Regions from separate parts of the Homo sapiens genome. Here all the other regions are linked to region 1. The links are chromatin loops, found by intact Hi-C in ENCODE. Cell type or tissue: dorsolateral prefrontal cortex. All regions are shown on one strand. Each heading gives the region's core, and the rest is flanking DNA. Links, peaks and the distances in the headings are about the cores only. Region 1 overlaps PRUNE2 (prune homolog 2 with BCH domain). Region 2 has its middle 33 kb from the start of FOXB2. Region 3 overlaps PRUNE2 (prune homolog 2 with BCH domain).

Region 1 (7,827 bases), core at 1,284-6,283:
TTGTGTTCAGATGGTTGTCAACTGGGAACTCAATTGGTACTTGTCACCTGGCTTGGGCTCCTCAGAGCATAACACTTAGGTTCTAAAAGAGTGCCACAAGAGAGTGCCACATGTTTTCTAAGAGACTCAGATGGAAGCTGCAATTCTTCTTGTGACCTAACCTCAGGTGTCTCAGAATATCACTACCAGCATATTCTGTTATTCATGTGAGTCCCGAAGACCAGCCCAGATTGATTATAAGGGGAATCAGCAGTGGTATGCTAGTAAATGTTTAACAACAGGTTCTCAAAAAAACCCACTCTTACATATTACTGATATGAAGGATATATATGATACATGGCCGGGAGCAGTGGCTCACGCCTGTAATCCCTTCACTTTGGGAGGCCGAGGCGGGTGGATCACCTGAGGCTGGGAGTTAGAGACCAGCCTGGCCAACATGGTGAAACCCCGTCTCTACTAAAAATACAATTAGCCAGGTGTGGTGGTGGGTGCCTGTAATCCCAGCTACTTGGGGGGCTGAGGCAGGAGAATTGCTTGAACCCAGGAGACGGAGGTTGCTGTGAGCCAAGATTGTGCCATTGCACTCCAGCCTGGGTGACAGAGAGAGACTCTGTCTCATATAAATACATAAAGGATATATATGATATACACAATATATCATATATAGTATACAATGTATACTCTTTATTCTTTTATTGTAAATTTCGTAAGACCAATTAATTCTCATAGAATGAACTAGTTAATTTTTGTGTAACTCTTGCATTGCAATCGATGAATGAGTGTAATTGCAACAAAAATGTAGTTGATGTTTTTGATTCTCCCTTTACAAGAAACTGAAACAATGAAGAAATATGCTTGAACTTCATTTGTTTGTCAACAATATAAGTGACTTCTTTGCTGAATTAAAGAATAGTTTTCAAATACTGGAAGAATATTTCCTTATTTGTGTGTGTGTGTATGCTAGTCACAATGTGATGACTAGAGACACAACACACTTTTATGTTTTATCTTTAGTATAGTTTTTCTCCATGACTTTCTCGAGTCTAGACAAGGGGTCAGCAATTCTTTTCTGAAAAGGGCCAGATAGTAGATATTTTAGGCTTTGCATTCCAGGAGCCCAAACTGAGGATATTATGGAGGAACTTAACAACTATTTGAATGTGTTTAGTGCATGGGCTGTTCATAAATAGGCAGTGAGCTGAACTGGTCTGTGGGCCAGAGCTTGCCAACACCTGGTCATGACAATCAATAAACCAATAAAACAAGCTCTGATTTGTAGTATTTTCCAATTTCCATAGCGTAAATGCTCTTACCATGGCCAATTTCAAAATACCAACAAGACATCATCAAAACAGATTTGGGAAGAGATGTGCAGAAGTATATCATTATATAGCCTTTCTACTGTACAGATGTAAATGACCCCAAGAACATTGATAACAGTAGATATAATGGCACGATTAAGAAGGGGTGAGTTTTGAGAATGTATTACTTTTGCTTTTAACATAATTTACTTAACACAAATTATGTAATTTAATTTTTATAATGACTGTGTTTAACTTGCAAATAACGGGTTTGCAAATTGCCTGAAAATTTAACAGTCAGCTCTTGCCAACAGTTACACGTCAGCTCCGGCACAGCACTGCGAAATTAGACTCCAGTTCTTGCTGTGCAGAGACACATGTGCATCTGGGGAGGGATGGAGCTGAAGGTGGCCATCAAGAGAAAATTGCTTCCGGTCACATTCTCTTCTATAAATCCTTCTGTTATTTGCCTACCACAGTCTGGCATATACAGGGGCTGTTAGTGTACAATTTATGTGGTGTTGGGCATAAGCATAAGGTCGCTAGAATTTTAGCATGCCAATCATTTGTGTGTAGTCGAAGTATATCTCTTTGTGAGATATCGTAGTAGAAGTGCTCATAGTTTTTTTTAAAATGCAAAACAAAGGAATTGTGATTTATTTAACAATCAAGAAGAAAGTAGAACCTTGATTTCTGATTCATAATTTACTTAGTTGGTTTCATGTACTTTGGCCAATGGTATTGTATTCCAATAGTTAACCATTTTAATTCAGATTAAGAGAAAGTAGGGCCACCCTGCAGCTAAGATAACAGGTTGTGTTTAAAGGACAAATAAAATTAAATAATTAGTCTTTAGATTCTTTTCTTTTTGGACACAAAACATCACAGCCACCATAGCCTCCCTTTGTTGGTCATCATGCATGCTGGGGACTTAGGCTCATGCCTTGGAAGCCCTGTCTTCCCAGCTCTCTGCTCTCTTCTATTCGGCTAGAGACACAGAGCTTGCTCTCTGCAATGATGCATCCTGGATTATCATTTTCCTCCCGAGCTTTCACCATCCTGGACTATACCCGTGAGTTCTGATAATACCATCTGGACAACATCATGGATTTTCCATGTCAGTTTGATCACTTCCCCTCTTTCCTTTTCTTAGTACACTTTGCACAGCTTTTTCCTCTTCCGTATGTCCACATGCTCCTTTTCAGCAACTACAGCGCCATTCTTCACGGCTACTTCTTCTGCCTAGGTAGTACTGTACTGCCTTCTAGTAACTTCGTAATGCAGGTTAAAAAGCTATGAAAAAGTCTTTCCATATGTCACCAAAATGCCTAAGGCTTTCCCTTTAAATTGGGTATTTCTGGCACCTCTGGCTCCTTATTTAAGACTTCTCTTTTAAGTTCACAGTCACCTTTGAGGGCATGGGCGTATTGTCAGAAAGCATTTTTGAATAAATTTATGCATCACTGCACCTTATATAAATAAAATTTGTATGTTTCTAGACCTTCAGAAAGTCTAGAAATTGAAATCCTTGAGCAGGAGGAGATAAGTTGGCCTTTTACTCATGAAGGAAATGAGGTCTCAATGTCTGGCTTTCTGAGAAACAAGCTCCACGACACTGGCAGAGTTCAGCACCTCTATCTTCATTCATTGCCTTTGATACCAGATACCAATAACTGTTGGTATCTGGAAAAGTCATTGGTAGACTTTTGTTCTAGTCATTTTAGTCATCCCATAATTGGGCAAAGAAACCAGAAACCAGCCTATTGATTTAATTCATTCTCAACTTTAGCACTGCTGAGGGAATTAAGACGTAGCTTTTTACAAAATATATGTGACACTTGGAACTTTCTTCATAGCACAATATCTAATTCTGTCTACATTTTTCTTTATGAGAAGGGAAACCCTCAGGACATAGTGATATGCTAGGATGACTGCTCTTTCACTCTGTAAATACATTTTTAAAGTGTACTATAATGTCATTTTGATGGTTTAATTTCTGGAAGGATTTGGCTAATTACATTTTTAGGAATGTGCTCAGACCAGTTTTAGCTGCCTAGTGTTACTTTTAATAGCAGCTGTTGCTTACTTCTTCTCATTTATATTCTCTCTCCCCTCCCTTCAGAGTTATTTTGCTGATTTGGGGACCTGACCTTGGTTTAAATTAGTTTGTCTGTAACGCTCCTGAGAATCATATGCAATATTTTAATGGTTAATTACTACATTGTATCAACCTGTCATAGAAAAGCAGGCTGTGAAACTAGAGGAAAATTGTTCCCTTTTCTTGTGACAGAGAAATCTATATAAAAGTGAAACAGTGGACTACATTTGTGTTAGAGTGCCTGTTTCCCATCCATGGTCAATACTGAATTGGTTCCCTAAGTAACAAAGACTTTTTTTTTAGTACACGCTAAAATGAAAAAACAAATTTATACCACATAGCCAGTGGCAACTCAGAGAAATAAGGAGAGTCAAACAAAGGAATAATTTAGGATAGTTACTGTGTAGGATAGACATCTCTTTTACTGTTGCTTAATTGACATGATTGCTAAGGATGGCTGTGCTGAGCCTGTTGGAGAAGAGTGGATTATTACAGGTCAGTGGTGTCGCCTAGTGGTGGAAACAGGAAAACAGGTAAGATGCTACAACTAAGCTTTGGTTGTTTATTATTGTCTTCTTGTATTCCTTCAAAAGGATAACTTGATGCTTATTGTATTCATAGCATGGTGCTAGTCAATACCTTGAATAATTTGAATTTTAGCAAATGAACATAATAGTAGCCAACACTCATTGAATGTCTATCATACCTTTTTTGAGTGTATATACCTTACATTTGATTTTTATTTTCTCATTGAACCTCCATGACTACCCTTTGAAATAGGTCTGTTATTATTTTCATGTTATAAATGAACTTTAGAAGACTCTTCTAGAAAAGGTGGTTCATGACAGTGAAGATTTGTGTCTATGTTTTGCCCCTCAACATTTTAGATTAACATTCTTTTCATGATACCATGATGTAATCTAGTTTTCAGTTTCTCTGCAAATGCGTATGCCAGGCGCACCTGTGGATGATGCTCCATTGTTCTGGCACTTAACAGTGCTTGCTTTTTATCCCAAACCAAAAGGGAAACAGTCATGTTGAACCTTCCTGCCCGTGAAGCCCAAACAATGAAGCTCTCAACCTACACTATAGTCATTGACACCACCAGCTCAGTCTACAGCCAATCTGACCAGTTGATGTGTCCTTGGGACACCAGGGTTGACAAGGAGGGCTTGAATGCATGTACTCACTTTATCCATCCACTTAATCACCCATTAACGTGGTCATTTGTCATCAAACATTTATTTTATTTTTAAATCCTTTTTTATATGTATGAATTTATGGGTTACAAGTGCAATTTTGTTACATTCATAGATTGCATAGTGGTCATATCAGGATTTTTTGTTTGTTTGTTTGTTTTGATGGAGTCTCACTCTGTCACCAGGCTGGAGTGCAGTGGCACGATCTCAGCTCACTGCAACCTCTGCCTCCCTGGTTCAAGTGATTCTCCTGCCTTAGCCTCCAGAGTAGCTGGGACTATAGGTGCGCGCGACCACGTCCAGCTAATTTTTGAATTTTTAGTAAAGACGGGGTTTCACCATGTTGGCCAGGATGGTCTCGATTTCTTGACCTCATGATCCACCCACCTCAGCCTCTGAAAGTGCTAGGATTACAGGCGTGAGCCACTGCGCCCAACCCTGGGCTTTTAATTCATCACCCAAATGACATACATTGTACCAATTAAGTAATTTCTCATCATGCAGCTCCCCCTCCCAATCCCTTCAATAAAAAAATTATTGAGTAGCTATTATGTCCCTGAAATAGAGGTTAAATATTGCAGTGCAATGGTTTCTGTCTTCCCTAAGCTTACGGATGATTGGCAATTATAATTGGCTCTAATGGGCCACTACCTATACGAAAGAAGCACATAGCCTAATTTGGGAAGGGGAGGTAGATCAGAAAGTGCTCCCTTGAGAAGATGATGTTGAAACTAAATGTAAAGGACATGCAGAAGTTGGCCACGTAAATGAGGTTTGTTGTGAAGGAGGGGGTGGTAGAAGGTGGGTGGCAAAGGAAAAACATTCCAGGCACAGAGAAGAATATGAACTAGGAGGGAGGAGAGAGAGCATGGTTATTGATGTTGAGTTAAAAGCAGCAGTGAAATGGACTTACCCCTAGTGTTTGGGTCCCTTCTGGATTAAGCTCTGGGAAACCTGGTGGGTTGACTCATGCTGTACAAAGACAGGAAAGAATGCAAATGGGAGAATAATGAGCAATGTACGACAGGCTGTGGCAGGCGTGCATTGAGGACTGTGAGGGTGACAACAGAGACTGGGATGCCTGCCTTTGGCTGATGGGTGGTGGGGGGACCGTGTAATCCAGTTAATTAGTGAAGCACTTGCCTGATTCTTCCTACTCGGTCCATCAGAGATAGAGCTGGAGTCTTTGTCTCTTGATCCAGAGTAAGCCAGCACGGCAGGATGAGGATCTTCTGACAGATTATTTCAGAGTGTGTAGGAGATGGAGAAGGCTGGGTGATGAGAGGGGAGCAAGAATAATGTTTGAGTATCAGAGGATCTGGAAAATAGGCTGAGAGCTTCAAATGTAGATCAAGTTTAAAATCCCTTGAACCATTGGGAGGAGCCCCAGAGGCACAACCGGACTCAGATTGGGCAAAAGAGATGGGAAGGACATGTGCAAACCCAAAAGGCACTTGTTGGGATATCCCCACACAATATCCTAACGTGATACAATGTGAAATATGAGGTTACAGAAAATGAGCCTCTTAACTTTTGAAACTTTGAAACCAAGTCAACAGTCCTTTTTGTTTGGTGACAGAGACAACACAAGCATCACATACCTTTCATCAAGTTAGAAATTTAAAACAAAGCAAAGCAAAAAAGCTGGAAGGTGTTTTTGTTTTTGTTTTTTGACACAGAGTTTCGCTTACTCTGTTGCCCAGGCTGGAGTGCAGTGGCATGATCTCGGCTCACTGCAACCTCTGCCTCCCAGGTTCAAGTGATTCTCCTGCCTCAGCCTCCCGAGTAGCTGGGATTACAGGCACCTGCCGCCACACCAAGCTCATTTTTGTATTTTTAGTAGAGACGGGGTTTCACCATATTGGCCAGGCTGGTCTCGAACTCCTGACCTCAGGTGATCCACCCGCCTCAGCCTCCCAAAGTGAAGGGATTACAGGCGTGAGCCACCACACCTGGCCTGTAAGTTCTTTCTAATGGAGAAAATGACAGACAGACATCAGTATGTGCTCGATTGTTTTATAATTTTGTTCTGCTACCCAGCTTCCAGTGGGACGAGAGCTTTAGTTAATTCTCCCTAATTGTAAAGGGAATCTCCCTCTAGCTGCAAAACAAGAATTCCTAAGGCCCTTTCCTGGTCCCAGCTCTGGGTTTTCTCAGTCTGTGAAAATGCCATGAACATCACACTGGTCCCTCCTCTCTCCCTGTGTCTATCTTGGGTGTTTCTCAGGATTAAACATGAAATGGATGCTCAAGAGAGAGCATTAATCCATTTTTACCACTCTGCTGTTTGAATCTTCAAGTAAAAGATAAATTCTAGTTCCCCATATATGATATTATTGTGTATAATTTGTATAATTACCTCTTTATTATATCATGGTGTGAAATACTGAGTAGCTGCTGACCACCAGGGAATTTGTGAAGTGTTGCAAATTGCTGACCCTTCCTTGACAGAAAGCAAAGATCATAGTACAGGGAGGTCGAGGCCAGGCATTGTGGCTCATGCCTATAATCCCAGAACTTTGGGAGTCCGAGGTGGAAGGATCACTTGAGACCAGGAGTTCGAGACCATCCTGGGAACATAGGGAGATTCTTATCTCTACCAAAAGAAATTTTTTTTTTTTTTAAATTAGCCAGACATGGTGGTGCTAGCTACTTTGGAGGCTGGCTGAGGTGGGAGGATGGCTTGAGCCCAGGAGTTTAAGGCTGCAGGAGCTGTGGTATGCCATTGCACTCCAGCACTCCACCCTGGGCAACAAAGCAAGACCCTGTCTAAGAGAGAGAGACAGACACACGCGCGCGCGCACACACACACACACACACACACACACACACATTGTATGAGGTAGTGGTTAAAGGTATGGAATCTACTTGGGTTGGAGTCTTCGCTCTGACACATACCGGCTTCTGATCCTCCACCAGTTACTTAACCTCAGTGTGTTCCGTCTTTGAAATGGCATCATACTAGTAACTACTTCCAAGGATTACCCTGAGGATTAAATGGGTTAATATTTGCAAAAAGCTTAGAGTGGTGCCTGAGGCCGGGTGCGGTGGCTCACGCCTGTAATCCCAGCACTTTGGGAGGCTAAGGCAGGCAGATCACGAGGTCAGGAGATTGAGACCATCCTGGCTAACACGGTGAAACCCTGTCTCTACTAAAAATACAAAAAAAAAAAAAAAAATTAGCCGGGCGTGTTGGTGGGCACCTGTAGTCCCAGCTACTCAGGAGGCT
Region 2 (7,827 bases), core at 1,137-6,136, 180 kb before region 1:
GTACTTAGAACAGCATGCTCTAAAGGGAGAAGAAGAGGTGTGGAGAAATGGAGTAGGGTTGAAGAAACTCCTAAAGCTCCCTTGAGTTCAGAAGGGAGATGAGGCCAGCTGGGTATAGTGTGTGTGTGTGTGTGTGTGTGTGTGTGTGTGTGTGTGTTTAGGGGAGGTTGGTGTTGGTCTCAGTGTTATCTAAGTGTGTTGTACAGGCAAGGTAACTGGAGAAAAGGGCAAGGAAAGGCAAGTCTTAAAATTTCTTAGAAAGACCTTTCACAAGCCAGGTGCAGTGGTTCATGCCTGTAATCCCAGCTCTCAGAGAGGCAGAGGCAGGAGGATAGCTTGAGCCCAGGAGTTCGAGACCTGCCTGGGCAATATAGAGAGACCCCGTTCTCCACAAAAAGGAAAAAAAAAATGACAAAAAAAAAAGAAAGACCTTTCAAGAATAATTTCTACCAATGAGTGGATCAAGAAAATGTGGTATGTATGCACCAGGGAATACTACTCAGCCATAAAAAGAATGAAATAATGTCTTTTGCGACAACCTGGAGGGAGCTGGAGGCCATTATTCTAAGCGACGCACCTCGGAAAAGGAAAACCAAATACCATATGCTCTCACTTACAAGGGGGAGCTAAGTTATTAGTACGCAAAGGCATACAGAGTGATTTAACAGACTATGGAGACTCACAAGGGGGAGGATAGGAGGGGCACAAGAGATAAAAAACCACATATTGGGTACTACATATTGGGTAGAGTGACAGGTGCGCTAAAATCTCAGGCATCACTACTATACAATTCATCTATGTAACCAAAAACCACTGGTACCCCCAAAACTATTGAAATTAAAAAATATTTTTAAAAAAGAACTATATCCACCTGTGGCAGAGAAAATGGGGTATAGGGTCTGGACAGAAACAGACCTGCATTCTCCAGAGACCAAGAAAGCTATTAAGAGAGTTTAATTTGGTTCTATGTTAGTGTGGTGTCAAAGCAGGGTGAATTTGCATTAAAGAAGTGTGAAAGTCTAAAGGCAAAGTAGGTCATGAGACACGAGAATTAAATAGGGAGATATGGAGACTGTTTAATGATTTAAACCTCTATCAAGCGAATTGAACAAAGAGAGACTGTTTCTCTGTGTTTGCATGGTCATGGTCATTGTGATCACTGCTCACGTTGGTTGCAGCAGGCTGTCTTGCCAATGGCTGCTATAGCAGTAACAGGGGACTGGTCAGCAAATGTGCATTGCATCAATGACATGGAGCCCATGCCCTTTCACTGGCTTGTTGGTAGTGGTTGCATGGGGCTGGGGACCCCCTCTTGGATCTTTATTGCTGACCTCACTTCTCTGTATCACACAAGTCTCAAGAAGATAGAGAAGACAATAATACTTAATAAAATGAGAAAACTGTTTTATCAATATGTTAAGTGAAAAAAGCAGAATATGAAACTATGTATATGAACCTAATTGGTTAAACATATGTGTAGAAAAATGACTGAAATAAAACAGATTAAAACAGTAAATAATAGTTGTCTAAGGATGGAAATTACAGATGACAATCTTTCCTTTATATTTTATATCTTCTTTGCTTTCATTGATAAAAATGTTTTGCTTTTGCAATTGGAAAAGGTGAAATAAATGTAATTAACTTATAAGAAATGTAAGTTCTTCCTTGTTCAGAGCTTTACACATTGCTCAGCAACAAATGGTTGTTTGCTAATTGGTATGTAAAGGGCAATAAACAAGTTAATTGCTGGCTACATTCTCGAATAGCTAGAGGAAGTTCAAAGCTTCTCAACCTTATTTCAGCTCCAAGAAAGAGGACCTCTGATGTGGGTCAAAGACCTAATGGAGTCCTCAAAAGCCCACCATGCGCCATAGTGGGTGGAGGCTGGGCAGGAGGGAGAAGCTTCAAAGCCCCCTCTTTCCATGACATGCTTCTTCTTCACATCAATTTCCATCACTTCCCTTTCCCTCTCTCAGCTACTGTTAAAAGATGGACTTTTGTATTAGGTTGCTGGGGTTGCCAAAGTAAAGTGCCACAGACTTAAATCACAGAAATTTATTTTCTCAAAATTCTAGGGTCTAGAAGTCTGAGATCGCAGTGGCAGCAGGGTTGGTTTCTTCTGAGACCTCTCTCCTAGCTGGCAGATGCCCTTTTTCCTGTGTCTTCACATGGTCTTCCCTCTCTGTGTGTCTGGGTCCGAATCTCCTCTTCTTATGAAGATATCAGTCATATTGGATTAGAACCCACACTAATGACCTCATTTAACTTAAAGGCTCTATCTCCAAATATAGGCATTTGGAAATACTGGGGGTTAGGGCCACAATGCATAAATTTTTGGGGGACACAGTTTAGCCTATAACAGGATTGAAGTGTCTCCTTTCTTAAGGAGCCATGTCTCTGCTCATAGAGATTCAAAAGAAAGCCAAGGTTGGGCTTAGGAGAAAATAAGCAAAAGTAGAGGCTGCTTAAAGTTTTTGGGTTTGGTATAGCCCACCAGGTTAAGAAATCTGACAGGAATTTGAGTAATCTGAATCCATTCTGCGTTTGCCCAGAGTCTCCTTCTGGACACATAGCCCTCTTAAATCTCTGGCTGCATTGAGGCTGCTTGAGAATTTGAAATCTCAGTCATCTCCTCCTTGGGGACATGGTGAATATGTCATTCTGTTGAACTGATCACCATATTATCGGATGTTTCTACAAAAGCAAAACAGAGTTGAGAGCAGAAATATTAGAATCTTAGAAAGTGACAGGGGCTGGAGGATGAAGAGGTGGCAGGGTAAAAGGATGGGGTACTTTGGTCATATTATCCTTGATAGGCTGGTTGACATTCTCATTCTCTGCTAAGAACAAGCAGAAGCATCCCAGGAAACTCTTATGGGACTTTAATGTGATGAAATGAGAGAGATTATCTCTCTCCTCTGCCTAAGGGATGACTATCCATAGAATGTACTCAGACTTCTTTCCAATCACAGAGATAAATCCTGAAAGTTTTGCAGTATGGTACTGATTTCCTTGACCTACCAGAGTCCAGGTCTATAAAGTTTGCCTTTGCCCAGCCAGCAGATGGTGCCATTTTTCTAGGAAATTGAGCCAGATTCAGCTTGAACTGTCATTTGGCCTTTAGTGTTGTAGGCACTGTGCTCACAGCATGTTGTATAGGGCTTCACAGGTAACCAGTTTCTGTTCGAGGAAAGTCTAGCGCTCTTACCTGCAGTTGAACACACTGAAATCTTCAAGTTTCTCAGTTTAAGTGAAAACTTTTATTTTTAAAATTTCGGGATAATTAGAAGAAAATCTTAGTATTTCCTTTAGAAAAATCTTCCCCCACCCCTCAACTCTCTCTTTCTCTCTCTCTCTCTTTCTCGCATCTTATTCCAACATACCAGGTGGAGCCATCTCATCTTTCCTTTGAAAGGCCCTCTCACAATCCTTCACGCTTACACATGGTGGGTGGACTAAATTCTATAGTGAAATTGTAGCTTTTGAGGAATGAGTACTTCTGAACAGCTGCTTTACTTTTTGGGGGACATCTAGCTGTGTATTTATCTTTTAAGGTATAAATGCTTTCCTTCAAAAAAATATATACATATTCTGAAATATTTGGAAGCCAGTTGCAGATGTTATGACACATCAGCCCTAAATATTCAGCATATAACTCCTAACAATAAAGACTTTCTTCTATGTAACTGCTAAACCATGACCATATCTAAGAAAATCAACAGTAATTTCCAAGTATTACTTAATATCCATTTCATATTCAAAATTTCCTAGTTATTTCCCATATACCTTTCATAGCTGGTTTTATTCAACTGCATCCAATCAAAGCTCACACATTACATTTAGTTGTTTCATCCATTCATATATACATATATATGTGTGTGTGTGTGTGTGTATATATATATATATATTTTTTTTTTTTTTTTTTTTTTTGAGATGGAGTTTCACTCTTGTCGCCCAGGCTGGAGTGCAATGGCACAATTTCAGCTCACTGCAACCTCCACCTCCCAGGTTCAAGCTATTCTCCTGCCTCAGCCTCCCGAGTAGCTGGGATTACAGGCATGCATGACCATGCCCGGCTAATTTTTGTATTTTTAGTAGAGACGGGGTTTTACCATGTTGGCCAGGCTGGTCTTGAACTCCTGACCTCAGGTGATCCACCCACCCCACCTCCCAAAGTGCTGGGATTACAGGTGTGAGCCACCGCTCCTGGCTGAGTGTATGTATATATACATATACATATGTAAATACACATATACATATATACGTATTTAAGTCAAGGCCTATTGTCATTTGGATTATCCTGCATTCTAGATATGTTGCCTCATAGGGTCATTCTTTTTGAGACGGAGTCTCACTCTGTTGCGCAGGCTGGAGTGCAGTGGCACTATCTCGGCTCACTGCAAGCTCTGCCTCCCAGGTTCACGCCATTCCCCTGCCTCAGCCTCCCGAGTAGCTGGGACTACAGGCACCCGCCACGATGCCTGGCTAATTTTTTTGTATTTTTAGTAGAGACGGGGTTTCACAGTGTTAGCCAGGATGGTCTCAATCTCCTGACCTCATGATTCTCCCGCCTCAGCCTCCCAAAGTGCTGGGATTACAGGCGTGAGCCACCACGCCCCACCCATAGGATCATTCTTAACGTGCATTGTTCCTCAGATGTTAGAACCTGAGGCAAGGCCTATATGCTACAATTCTCCTTGGAAGTTCAGGCCTGGGGAGCAGGTGTGGGTGTGTACAGTTGGTAATGAGGCAGGGAAGGGGAGTGAGGTGATATGACTATGTGTTATCATGCTTCCCGTTCTCTACTATTAAGTAGGTTGGCTACTTTATCTTGTGGGATCATCTGAGACAGCATGTCAATGGCTGTTTCTTAAGATGATCTGTTTGAAGGAGACAACAGGGAAGAATGTATCCACCGGCTTTCATACTCCACCGATGCAAGAGTCATGTGCACCCTACAGAGTGAATCCTGCCCTCCTTTCAGTTTGTGCATGAGCAAGCCTGGAACTGGCTGCGAAGTTTCATATCTCTGTCTCGGGGGAAGCCTGGGATGAGAAGCAGCACTGTAGGGTGCTGCCCACATAAAGTCTTCTGGAGCCCAGGCAGACTTGGTTTCTGCAAGGATGCCTGGAGCTGAACACAATGTCCCTGGAGACAGATGAGGCCGAGAGGATCTGATACATAAGTGTGTCTGATGCAATATCTTATCTTTTAACTAGTTCCTCTCTTGCTTGTAGCTACTATAAACTGGAAGTCAGCTCTGAAACCTTGATGAGATTCAGGTAGAATATTTTGGCCAGATAACTTTATAAATGTTATTGTGTACTTCATATTGCACCACATCAGGAGGCACAAAATGCCAGGTTGTTTCACTATTAATGATGCTAAGTTACTTGGTTTTGTTGTGACAAGTAGATCTCTGATTGTAAAGGCCCATTTTCCCCTTTGCAATTAGCAAGCAACTGGAGATATATGACACTGTCCTTTTCCCAGCAATCTTTTAACTAATGATTTTAACATTCATTGATTTAGTCATTTTCTGAATCAATTATTTCACTGGGGGTTGCAAACTTATTAGCCGACATTCTTCTCTGAAGAAGCTTTTCTAGATCACCTGGAGATTAACTACCATTGCTCTTAGGAAGCAGGGAAAATAGTTCTTTTGTTTTAATTTCCAATTTTCAGAGTAAGGAGTTGAAAGTTAAAATAATAGTCATAATCTTCCATGGTGCCAAATTAATTTTGTTTTGTTTTGCCTCCTTTGAGTATTGTATGTGGACTTATGCCTTTTCATTTATTCAATATTTAACAATTCATTATACTTATTGAGGCTACAATTTCCCCAAATTTGCCAAGTAGAAGCCCTGAAAACTGGTTGCTGTGTTTTACTGATATGCCCTTATCATTTCTTTAGTAAAGGCTTCCTTGCTTTCTGGCAAAACAAGATGTCTCATCTTGTCCTTTCCTTGCCCCAGACTTGGAATTCAACCTTTTACTGAGGATATTTGATTCCTTTTATTGGGGAATGGTATTTAGAAGCCAAGATCCAGATACTAGGTATGCTAATTGCTACCGGAGTTTTGGTACTTCTAGACTCTTTCAACGGTCAGAACTAGGAAATCTATTTTTAAAAATCATGAGTTCATCTGATCTCTCCCTGTGACGAAGTCCCCGGGGGAGGGGTGGCCACCCTGTCTGTGATTTAGCTAACATAGCCTTCCCAGCCTCCTGGCTCTAGAGAGTCTGGGCAGTCTGGATGAGGAGGGCTCCCCCCAGCACAGCACACCTGCTCTGCCAAGGGGCAGCCAGATTGCTTCTTTAAGTGGGTCCCTGACCCTGTTCCTCCTGACTGGGTGAGACCTCCTAACAGGGGTCTCCAGACACCTCCTGTAGGAACGTTCAGGCTGGCATCAGGTTGGTGCCCCCTGGGATGGAGCCCCCAGAGGAAGGAGCAGGCTGCCATCTTTGCTGTTTCGTAGCCTTCGCTGGTGATACGTCCAGGGAGGGACTGAGGTGACTCGGATCTGGAGTGGACCCCCAGCAAACCACAGCAGCCCTATGGAAGAGTGGCCTAACTGTTAAAGGAAAACAAACAAACAGAAAGCAATAACAACAACATCAACAACAAAGACCCCACAAAACCCCTATTCACAGTTCAGCAACCTCAAAGATCGAAGGGAGATAAGCCCACAAAGATGTCAAAGAATCAACGCAAAAACACTGAAGACTCAAAAAGCCAGAGTGCTGCTTCTTCTCCAAATGACCCAACACATCTCTAGCTAGGGCACAGAACTGGGCTGAGGCTGAGATGGCTGAATTAACAGAAGTAGGCTTTAGAAGGTGGGTAATAATGAACTTCACTGAGCTAAAGGATCATGTTCTAACTCAATGTAAAGAAGCTAAGAACCAGTACAGGAGCTGATAACCAGAATAGCCAATTTAGAGAGGAACAGAACTGACTTGATGGAGCTGAAAAACACAACACAAGAACTTCACAATGCAATCAGAAGCATCAATAGCAGAATAGACCAAGTGGAGGAAAGAATCTCAGAGCTTGAAGACTATCTTTCTGAAATAAGACAGGCAGACAAGAATAGAGGAAAAAGAATGAACAAAACCTCCAAGAAATATGGGATTATGTAAAAAGACCAAACCTATGACTGATTGGAATACCTGAAAGTGACAGGGAGAATGGAACCAAGTTGGAAAGCATACTTCAGGATATCATCCAGGAGAATTTTCCCAACCTAGCAAGACAGGCCAACATTCAAATTCAGGAAATCCAGAGAACCCCAGTAAGACACTCCATGAGAAGATCAATCCCAAGACACACAATCTTTAGATTCTCCAAGGTTGAAATGGAAGAAAAAATGTTAAGGGCAGCCAGAGAGAAAGGCCAGGTCACTACAAAGGCAAGCCCATCAGACTAACAGTGGGCATCTCAGCAGAAACTCTACAAGCCAGAGGAGATTGGGGGAAGACCAAATAAAAGATATTTGTACTACCATGTTCATCGCAGCGTTGTTTACAATAGCCAAGATACAGAAACGACACTATTCAACATTCTTAAAGAAAAGAATTTCCAACCCGGAATTTTATATCTGGCCAAATTAAGCTTCATAAGCTAAGGAGAAATAAGATCCTTTTCAGACAAGCAAATGCTGAGGGAATTTGACATCACCAGGCCTGCCTTGCAAGAGCTCCTGAAAAAGCACTAAATATGGAAAGGAAAAACCATTACCTGCCACCACAAAAACACACTGAAGTACAGAGACCAGCAGCACTATGAAGCAACCACATAAACAAGTCTGCAAAATAACCAGCTAG
Region 3 (7,827 bases), core at 1,271-6,270, 84 kb before region 1:
ATAGCCACACTTCCTTATATCTGAGCCCATAAATGGGGAACTGTGAGGCAGTCCCTGGCAGAGGCTGCCTGCCCTAAATCAGATCCTGGGAGATTTTCCTAGAGTATGAGTTGTGGATTTAGGAGACCCTTAGAAGGACTTTTGTCCTCCTTCCCACTTCTTGCCCCCTAAAGGCAGTACAGCCGGGCGGCTAATCATGTGGAGCCAGTGCCTGATTTCAAATCCTAACCCCGCCACTTTTACTTGCTAGTCACACAATCTTAGTTTCTTAGCCTCCCCGGGTCTCAGTTTCATCATCTGTAAATGAGAACAGTAGTAGCACTGGCCTCACAGGGCTGCTGCATGTGTGTATGCCCTGAGACGAGGACGTGATCTCCAGGCACAGTAATAAAAACATGAAAAGGCCACTAGCAAACAAGAGCCAGGAAGCCCTATTTACATTTCACAGAAACAGGAACAATTCTTAGCTGTCTTGCAATTCAGTTAGAATTTGTGGAATATCTGTCTTAGCTCTAAGAGATACTTTTAAAATTTGATTTAACTCCCACAATGGTCTTGTAAGGTAGGTACTAATCTCCTTTTGCAGTTGCCAAAACTGAGGCTCAGTGAGGTTAAGAGGTTTGCCCAGGCCAGGTGCAGTGGCTCATGCCTGTAATCCTAGCACTTTGGAAGTCCCAGGCAGGCAGATTGCCTGAGGTCAGGAGTTCCAGACCAGTCCAGCCAACACGGTGAAACCCCATCTCTACTAAAAATACAAAAAAATTAACTGGGCGTGGTGGTGTGCATCTATAATCCCAGCTACTTGGGAGGCTGAGGCAGGGGAATTGCTTGAACCAGGGAGGTGGAGGTTGCAGTGAGCCGAGATCATGCCTCTGCACTCCTTCCAGACTGGATGACAGAGCGAGACTCCATCTCAAAAAAAAAAAAAAAAAAAAAAAAAAAAAAAAAAAAAGAGGTTTGCCTAAGGTTGCATAGCCACAAAGAGTAGAGCTGGAGTTTGCTTCCGGATCACCTGACTTCAATTCTAGGACCTTCTTCCTCATACCATAAGCACCTCTTCCCCCAAGATCTCCTGGAACATTTCATTCTTGTTAAATTAAAAGTGAACAGCTTGACAAGTTTATAGGAGGGCTGAGTGGTAAGTTAGTGAAATTGCACATATATTGTTCACGCTGACCCAAGAGGGGTTCATTCTTCTGTGTTGCTTGTTTTATGTTAAAATCTTTTGGACAACAGAATATCAACCAATGTTACTGAAATCCTGCTATGAGAAAAACATGGTGTTAGGCCATCTGAGATTTGGTTGAATACATTGTGAGATTGTTCTCACTGCATGCCCATTTGAAAGAAAATTAACTGATAAACGATTGGGAGGAGAATGTGTGTGATTAGCTTTTAGAGTAATTAGAAATGTTATGGGCATCATTTGGTGAAATGTTAAGAACAAGAATGCATTTTTAAAAGAGTTTAAATGCCTCTTATTTGCCACCAAGGTTATTTGGTTTTGTAGTTTCTTCACTGTTGCCACTCTCTTATTGGTGGCCTTAAATACCACTTTGATGGATTGACCGATGTCAGGGGGTCTAGGCAGGAGAAGATCCAGGGTTAGAACACAGCTCTCGGTTGTGTCAAGTCCACTTTGGCTCTCCAGTCTGCTGGTTTAGCAGCGCCCCAGAAAACTGTTGATTATGCTCACGATACACACAGAAGTGAAGGAAAGGGGAAGAAAGGAAAGAAGGAAGGTGGAGGCAGAATTGGAGGGGAAATAGGAGAAAAGAAAGCGATGAAAGGATTCAAGAAGGAAGCAAGTATGAACATCCTTCCACAATTCAGGACAGGATGCGTTGTAAGTGCAACAGTTCTTATGTCCACGGTCACTTCCCTGGCACATCAGCCAACCCAAAGTTACCCCAAAACTAGGAATTGGGCAAAGGCAACTAAAGTTGATTATTGAAAACCTATCATCAGTTAGTTCTTTTCTCACAGGAAAATTCCCTAAGTGCAATCTCTGAGGCTATTTGCGAGATGATACTTGTAAATCATTCACAGAAATGCTGGGAGCATAGCAAAACACATGAATGCTAGCTACCATCATTGAGGTTATTATTTAATGTGCACTTTGACACAGTGTTCACCAACCTTGTTTTCTCAGAAGGGGATGATGGAAAGGGAGGTGGCTGCCAGAGGCTGTAATAGATGATGACTTACGATGGGGAAACTACACAAACAAAACCAAAATCAAACAGGACCTATAAGAAGCAGACCTGATGGCAGGCGTGGTGGCTCATGCCAATAATCCCAGCACTTTGGGAGGCAGAGGTGGGCAGATCTTGAGGCCAGGAATTCAAGACCAGCCTGACCAACATGGTGAAACCCCATCTCTACTAAAAATACAAAAATTAGTGGTGGCACACACCTGTAGTCCCAGCTACTCAGGAGGCTGAGGCAGGAGAATCACTTGAACCCGGGAGGCAGAGGTTGCAGTGAGCCAAGATGGTGCCACTGCACTCCAGCCTGGGTGACAGAGCTAGACTCTGTCTCAAAAATAAATAAATAAATAAATAAAATAGAGGCAGATCTGGGCCCCCAGTAAGTGTCATTCCATTTGGTGTCAGGTAAATAATCCCAAATATCTGCACAGCCCTTGGCAGACATAACATCACTGACATAAAGTACATATCTGATGCTCATAGTAATGACCCTAAAGAATCAGGGGGAAAAGATCATTTAAATTTAGTGTCCTGTTTAAGAAGAAAGGTGTGGTGCATAAGCGATTTCAGAAAAATTTCCCACTCAGATAATTAACATAGAAAAAAATAGAAAAGAAGTTGTGGCTTGCAGGGTAGGCTTCGGTTGTCTGACAAAGCCTCTTGCATAGGAGACCTTGTTCTTGAGTGTAGCCAGATATGTGAAACGTCATGGTTTATAACAAGTGATCATGAGTCAGGATGGAAGGTGATGGTGCAAAAATGTGAGTCTGATGTGGGGAGGCATAAATAGGCCTCAGCACGTACAAGATGTGAGCAGCCTGGCGCCCCACTCCCATTCTCAGTGGAGAACTAAATCTGGTTCTTGACTCCAGAGGAGGCACAGCAATGACCACAGAGGTATAAAATAAGGTCCCTGAGAAAAGCCCGTGAGGGACCAGAAGACTGCTGATGGCCTTGCAATTCTTTGAAAGGTTCTTATGGAAGAGTTTCCACCCATGGAAATTATTTCTTCCCCTCAGTTGAAAAAACAGGACTTTTAGGATGAGTGGCTTTTTTTTTCTCCCTCTTAAGGAAGCCCATTCATTAAGGTCCCTTTTTTTTATTTTTTGAGACGGAGTCTTGCTCTGTTGCTAGGCTGGAGTGCAATGGAGCCATCTTGGCTCACTGCAACCTCTACCTCCCTGGTTCAAGAGATTCTCCTGCCTCAACCTCCTGAGTAGCTGGGATTACAGGCAAGCGCCATCACGCCCAGCTAATTTTTGTGTGCGTGTCTTTAGCAGAGACGGGGTTTCATCATGTTGGACAGGCTGATCTCGAACTCCTGACCTCAGGTGATCCACCCACCTCAGCCTCCCAAAGTGCTGGGATTACAGGTGTGAGCCACCGTACCTGGCTGGTCCTTTTTTTTTTTTTTTGCTGCAGAAAATTAATGAAAGGGTGCAAAAAGAGAAAAGTGCATGTTGGCTTCCTCCTCTCCAGCAACAGCAGAGGCAGAAGATCATCCTGGAGGCAGAAGCATTTTGATCCTCTTTACATTCCTCAGACACATTTTCTGTAACAAGTGGTCAGTGGTGCTGGCCAGACCGGCACCTGGCTCTGAGAAGATAGAAATGTCACAGCATGTGGACAGATCAGCTGCTCCCTGCCACGGGTATGTCTGAGAGGACAGGACACGTGCCTGGCTGCTCCCTGAGAAGGCAGTGTCCCTGGTCCTCTCTCCAAGGAGGCAAGAAGGGGCAAATCCCGTTCTGTCCCCCATTCTTGATTCTTTACAGTTAAATATGTCCCTTGGCCCTTAGCAAGCTGGTTTGTTTTTCATGCGACACCTCCTGGTCAAACTATGGGGTATGATTCTCTCATCCTTCATTGGCTACAGTATAAAGAGACTTCTGGAGCTGCTTCCTTTTGGAGGACTGGATTCTTGCAAGGAAGGGTGGGCAGTCTTTTAGCCGATTCTTGTGGATTAATTTACAACTTTGATTCAGGTTTTGTTTTATCTTTTGAGTGTTTACCAAGATCATTGAGAGAACTCGTTTTTTCTCTTTAGATGGTGGGCAAATTGCAAGCATGGTCTTAAGAAATGTATATAGGTCACAGAAAAAGATAAACAAGAGGGAGACATTTTATTCCCTAGGTGAATCTTTCTTCTATTGTTTAATTATGAATCTGCTTTGCAAGACCCTAAAATAAAGCCATCCATGAAGCAAAGCAATTTTCGTGGCCCTGTGACTGATCATGTGCTTGCCACTTGGCTGATACCCCTGGACCGTGGCCTGAAGTGTCATTACTCTTGGCTCCAGTCTCCAGAAAACCCAGACATAAACTCACTGTGGTGGATGCAGATCAAAATGCCATCCCAGAGCTGGCTTTTAAAATGTTTTGAAAAATTCATTATCCCTCTAAGCCATTAGATCACTTTGAGCCTTATGGGGAACAAATGCATTTCTCACTTCTGTGGAATTCTTTCATGCCAAAATAGCCTCCTGACCAAGCGCAACATCTCTGTACAAATCAATTCATACACAAAGGGTTTCATAGGCTGGCATTTACGTAGATGGCTCTGATGAATCTCATAAACACTGAGCCACACTTGTTACAATTGGCCCCTTTGTTGGACTTCTGCTTTCAGCAGGATTTATATTCAGCCACCCTGATCACCATGTCACCCTGGGTACACTCTGACCCATCACTTCAGGGAGGGCTGTGGAAAACAGCCATCAGGGTTCCTTGTGTTTAAGTACAGCATTCTGTGGCCATCATCTTTTATTTACGATTTCTCGTTGTGTAACTGTGAGTTATTTTAACAATTATAGAATCACAGACCTTTACACTGGAAACTACTATAGAATCATAGGGGTTTTTTGTTATTGTTGTTTGTTTTGTTTTTAGAACCAGGGTCTCCTTCTGTTACGCAGGCTGGAGTGCAGTGGCAAGATCATGGCTCACTGAACCCTTGAACTTGTAGGCTCAAGCGATGCTCCCACCTCAGCCTCCCAAGTAGCTACGACTACAGGCATGTGCCACCAAGCCTTGGCTAACGTTTTGTTTTTTATTTTGTAGAGACAAGGTCTCATTATGTTGCCCAGGCTCGTCTCGAACTTTTGTCATGTTCTTTGTCATGAAGGATCTCAAGTGATCCTTCTGCCTAGGCCTCTCAAAATGTTGAAATTAGAGGTGTGAGCCACTGTGCCCAGCCTAATCACAGATTTTTAGCATTGAAACAGATGACTTTAGACATCTATTTCAGTTTCCTCATATTATATTTCAGGCTCAGTTTCTTTGTAAAATAATAAACAAGCAATAAGGTATATTTGGCAAATAGAGGAAAGCTGAAAAATTACCCATAAAAAGAAAAAATTAAAACTAAAAATAAAATCACCCACTTTCATTGAAGCATGACCTTTCGTGATAGTTTGGCAAGTAGTTTTCTCAGTCTTTCTTCCTTGTGCACAGGACTTAAGATATTTGTATATCTTGCAACCCCAATTTTTATTTTACTTAACATTATTTATTATTTTCCTAAGTTATTACATAGTATTCAAAATCAACATCTTAAATAATGGAGCACAGTTTAATAAAGAAGACCTACTGAGGTTAAACCTTTTCATTGTCCCTCCTTTTTGCTATTGTTAATTACTACGACAAACATCTTTGCACATAAAAACATTTTCTCCTGTTTAGAATTATGTCTTTAAACTGGCTTTCCAGTATGCAATGATTAGGGAAAAAGATATTAATATTCTTAAGCTTCTTTATACATCTTTTTAAATTGACTTCTGGGTGAACTCTTCCCAAATTTCAAGACTCAGAGAGGTTAACTAGTCCCACAGTACATTGTGACAGAGTCAGACATAGATTTGAGGTCTCTTGACCCTGAAGTCTACACCCCGACACGTTAGAGAATTTGTGCAGTATGAGGGAGAATGGTGTCCTGATGGTATACATTGTGGATCTGAGCAAATAACCTGAAGTGGCCTGCCTGCTGAGTTGAGACAAGCGTAACAGAAACTGTGCCACACCAGTTACAACTCTGCTAATGAGACCAGTAGGTAGAATCTGGCTGGGGGGGCTACTTTCTCTTTGTCTTTTCACTTCCTCTCTCAATTATTTCAAAAAGATTGAGCCTTATGGAACAGTAAAGCTATTGCTGCTCTGCTCGGTGTGGTCACTCGGAGCACAGTGTTGCCCTTCATAACTGTTGTCACCTACTTGATCTCATTTGATTAACCTTGAGGAGGGTTCATGTTATTATATTTATGTCACAAATGAAAAGAACAAGGCCAGAGAGGTTAAGTCCAGCCTTGCCCAGAGACACACAGCCAGTAAGTGGCAGAGGTGGGCGTAGATTCTCTGTCTTCTAATTCCCAGCATCTGTGCGAAGAAAAATTGATCTGTGTTTTCAAAAGATAGTTTGAAGGTCTCATTGAGAGCATAGTGGTTTGGATTCATCTACATAAAAGAAAATGTCCGAGTGAAAATACAGGGCACTTTTCTGAGAGGAGGCTATTCAACGGTGAAATCTATTCATCCTGATGCCGCTTTTCTTTGACACAGGAAAACATACGCATCAAGCTTTGGAGTTTCGTGTGATGGACTCTGATGTACAGTATGCAACTGTGAGATTAATGAATGTGTCACTGGTGGAAACATGCTGAGCCCAACAGGCTCTGGAGACTAAGTGTCACCTGTAATGGAAAGAAGGCACCTGAGAGGCAGGGTCTCTGGAGGGCCTGTGGGCATCACCTGACATGCCTGTAATGGGACAACAGGTGACTGGATGTCACTTATAGTCATTTCAGCTGAGAGTTCTCTGTAATGTGGGAAAGAAGTTTAATTGCCTATAACATCAACTCTTTCCCTGCTACAGAGCAGGTGTAATTCTGTCAAATTCTCTCTTCCAACCTCCTCATTCTCAGCTGTTTCTTCATTTGGATCATATTCATTAACTGCCCAAAAGCCTAAATGCATCCCACACTGATGCAATGGGGAGTAATTTTCGTTTAGTGCAGTTTGATATCACTGAAGCTAAATTCCGCTCTTTCAAAACTCTAAGAAGCACATAGATCTCCCTACCAATCTTTTGTATCACCATAGCATGACAAAGGCAACATGATTGCTAAAGCCAATATGCGCAAAGATGAAGATGCATCAGATGCATTGGCCTCTGGTGAGTGGTCCTGGGTTGCCTGTGTTTTCCAATCTTTCTTAAGCATTTGATTAATTCACGCTGGTGAATAAAGAAAACCGCAAACATAATTGAAAGAAAATCTAGGCAGCTGGAAGTCAAGGTTAGTTTGGACTTGTAATTCTGTATTGGTGAGAATTTTGGGTTGATACTTGCCCTGAAAACTTAATATGATTTTTTTTTTAGAGAAGTCTGTTGTCTAATTGGATGATTTGTGTACAGTATGATAATTCCTTTACAGACCCCGTGTTGGGAGGCTTCGGTATATGCCGAGGGAAGTAGACTTGGGATGATATTTCCTTGTAAATGTTGGGTGGGAGTGGAATCACTGACTCTGAGAGACTGATGTGATCTGCATAGTTGTTAAATCGTGCACACCTGCTAAATAATTAGCATGCTGTGGGGCAGGGGGTCCTGGAAGTAAATCCTTGC

Evidence for each region. Peaks named below come from ENCODE experiments on the same cell type or tissue, not always from the same donor. Only the 100,000 strongest peaks of a DNase experiment are listed, where the experiment ranks them.
Region 2: it touches region 1 in a loop (9-fold over the local background); 75 of 110 quality-filtered maps call a loop at or near these places.
Region 3: it touches region 1 in a loop (2.6-fold over the local background); 22 of 110 quality-filtered maps call a loop at or near these places.

The regions. Positions count from the first base shown.
Region 1 is chr9:76,806,625-76,814,451 of GRCh38, reverse strand. The region is part of intron 6 of PRUNE2 (prune homolog 2 with BCH domain); the gene reads left to right. Among named protein-coding and RNA genes, the nearest start is that of PCA3, 46 kb to the right of the region's middle. In dorsolateral prefrontal cortex, for the core only: CTCF peaks have their summits at 3,701 and 3,904; a DNase peak (open chromatin) is centred at 3,902; H3K27ac peaks cover 2,917 bases.
Region 2 is chr9:76,983,040-76,990,866 of GRCh38, reverse strand. No RefSeq gene overlaps it. Among named protein-coding and RNA genes, the nearest start is that of FOXB2, 33 kb to the left of the region's middle. In dorsolateral prefrontal cortex, for the core only: a CTCF peak has its summit at 3,061 (motif pointing right); DNase peaks (open chromatin) are centred at 1,193 and 3,086; H3K27me3 peaks cover 98 bases.
Region 3 is chr9:76,890,516-76,898,342 of GRCh38, reverse strand. All of the region lies in intron 1 of PRUNE2 (prune homolog 2 with BCH domain), which reads left to right. Among named protein-coding and RNA genes, the nearest start is that of PRUNE2, 12 kb to the left of the region's middle. RefSeq lists an enhancer at 1-292. In dorsolateral prefrontal cortex, for the core only: a CTCF peak has its summit at 4,036 (motif pointing left); DNase peaks (open chromatin) are centred at 3,852, 4,462 and 4,822; H3K4me3 peaks cover 1,660 bases; H3K27ac peaks cover 5,000 bases.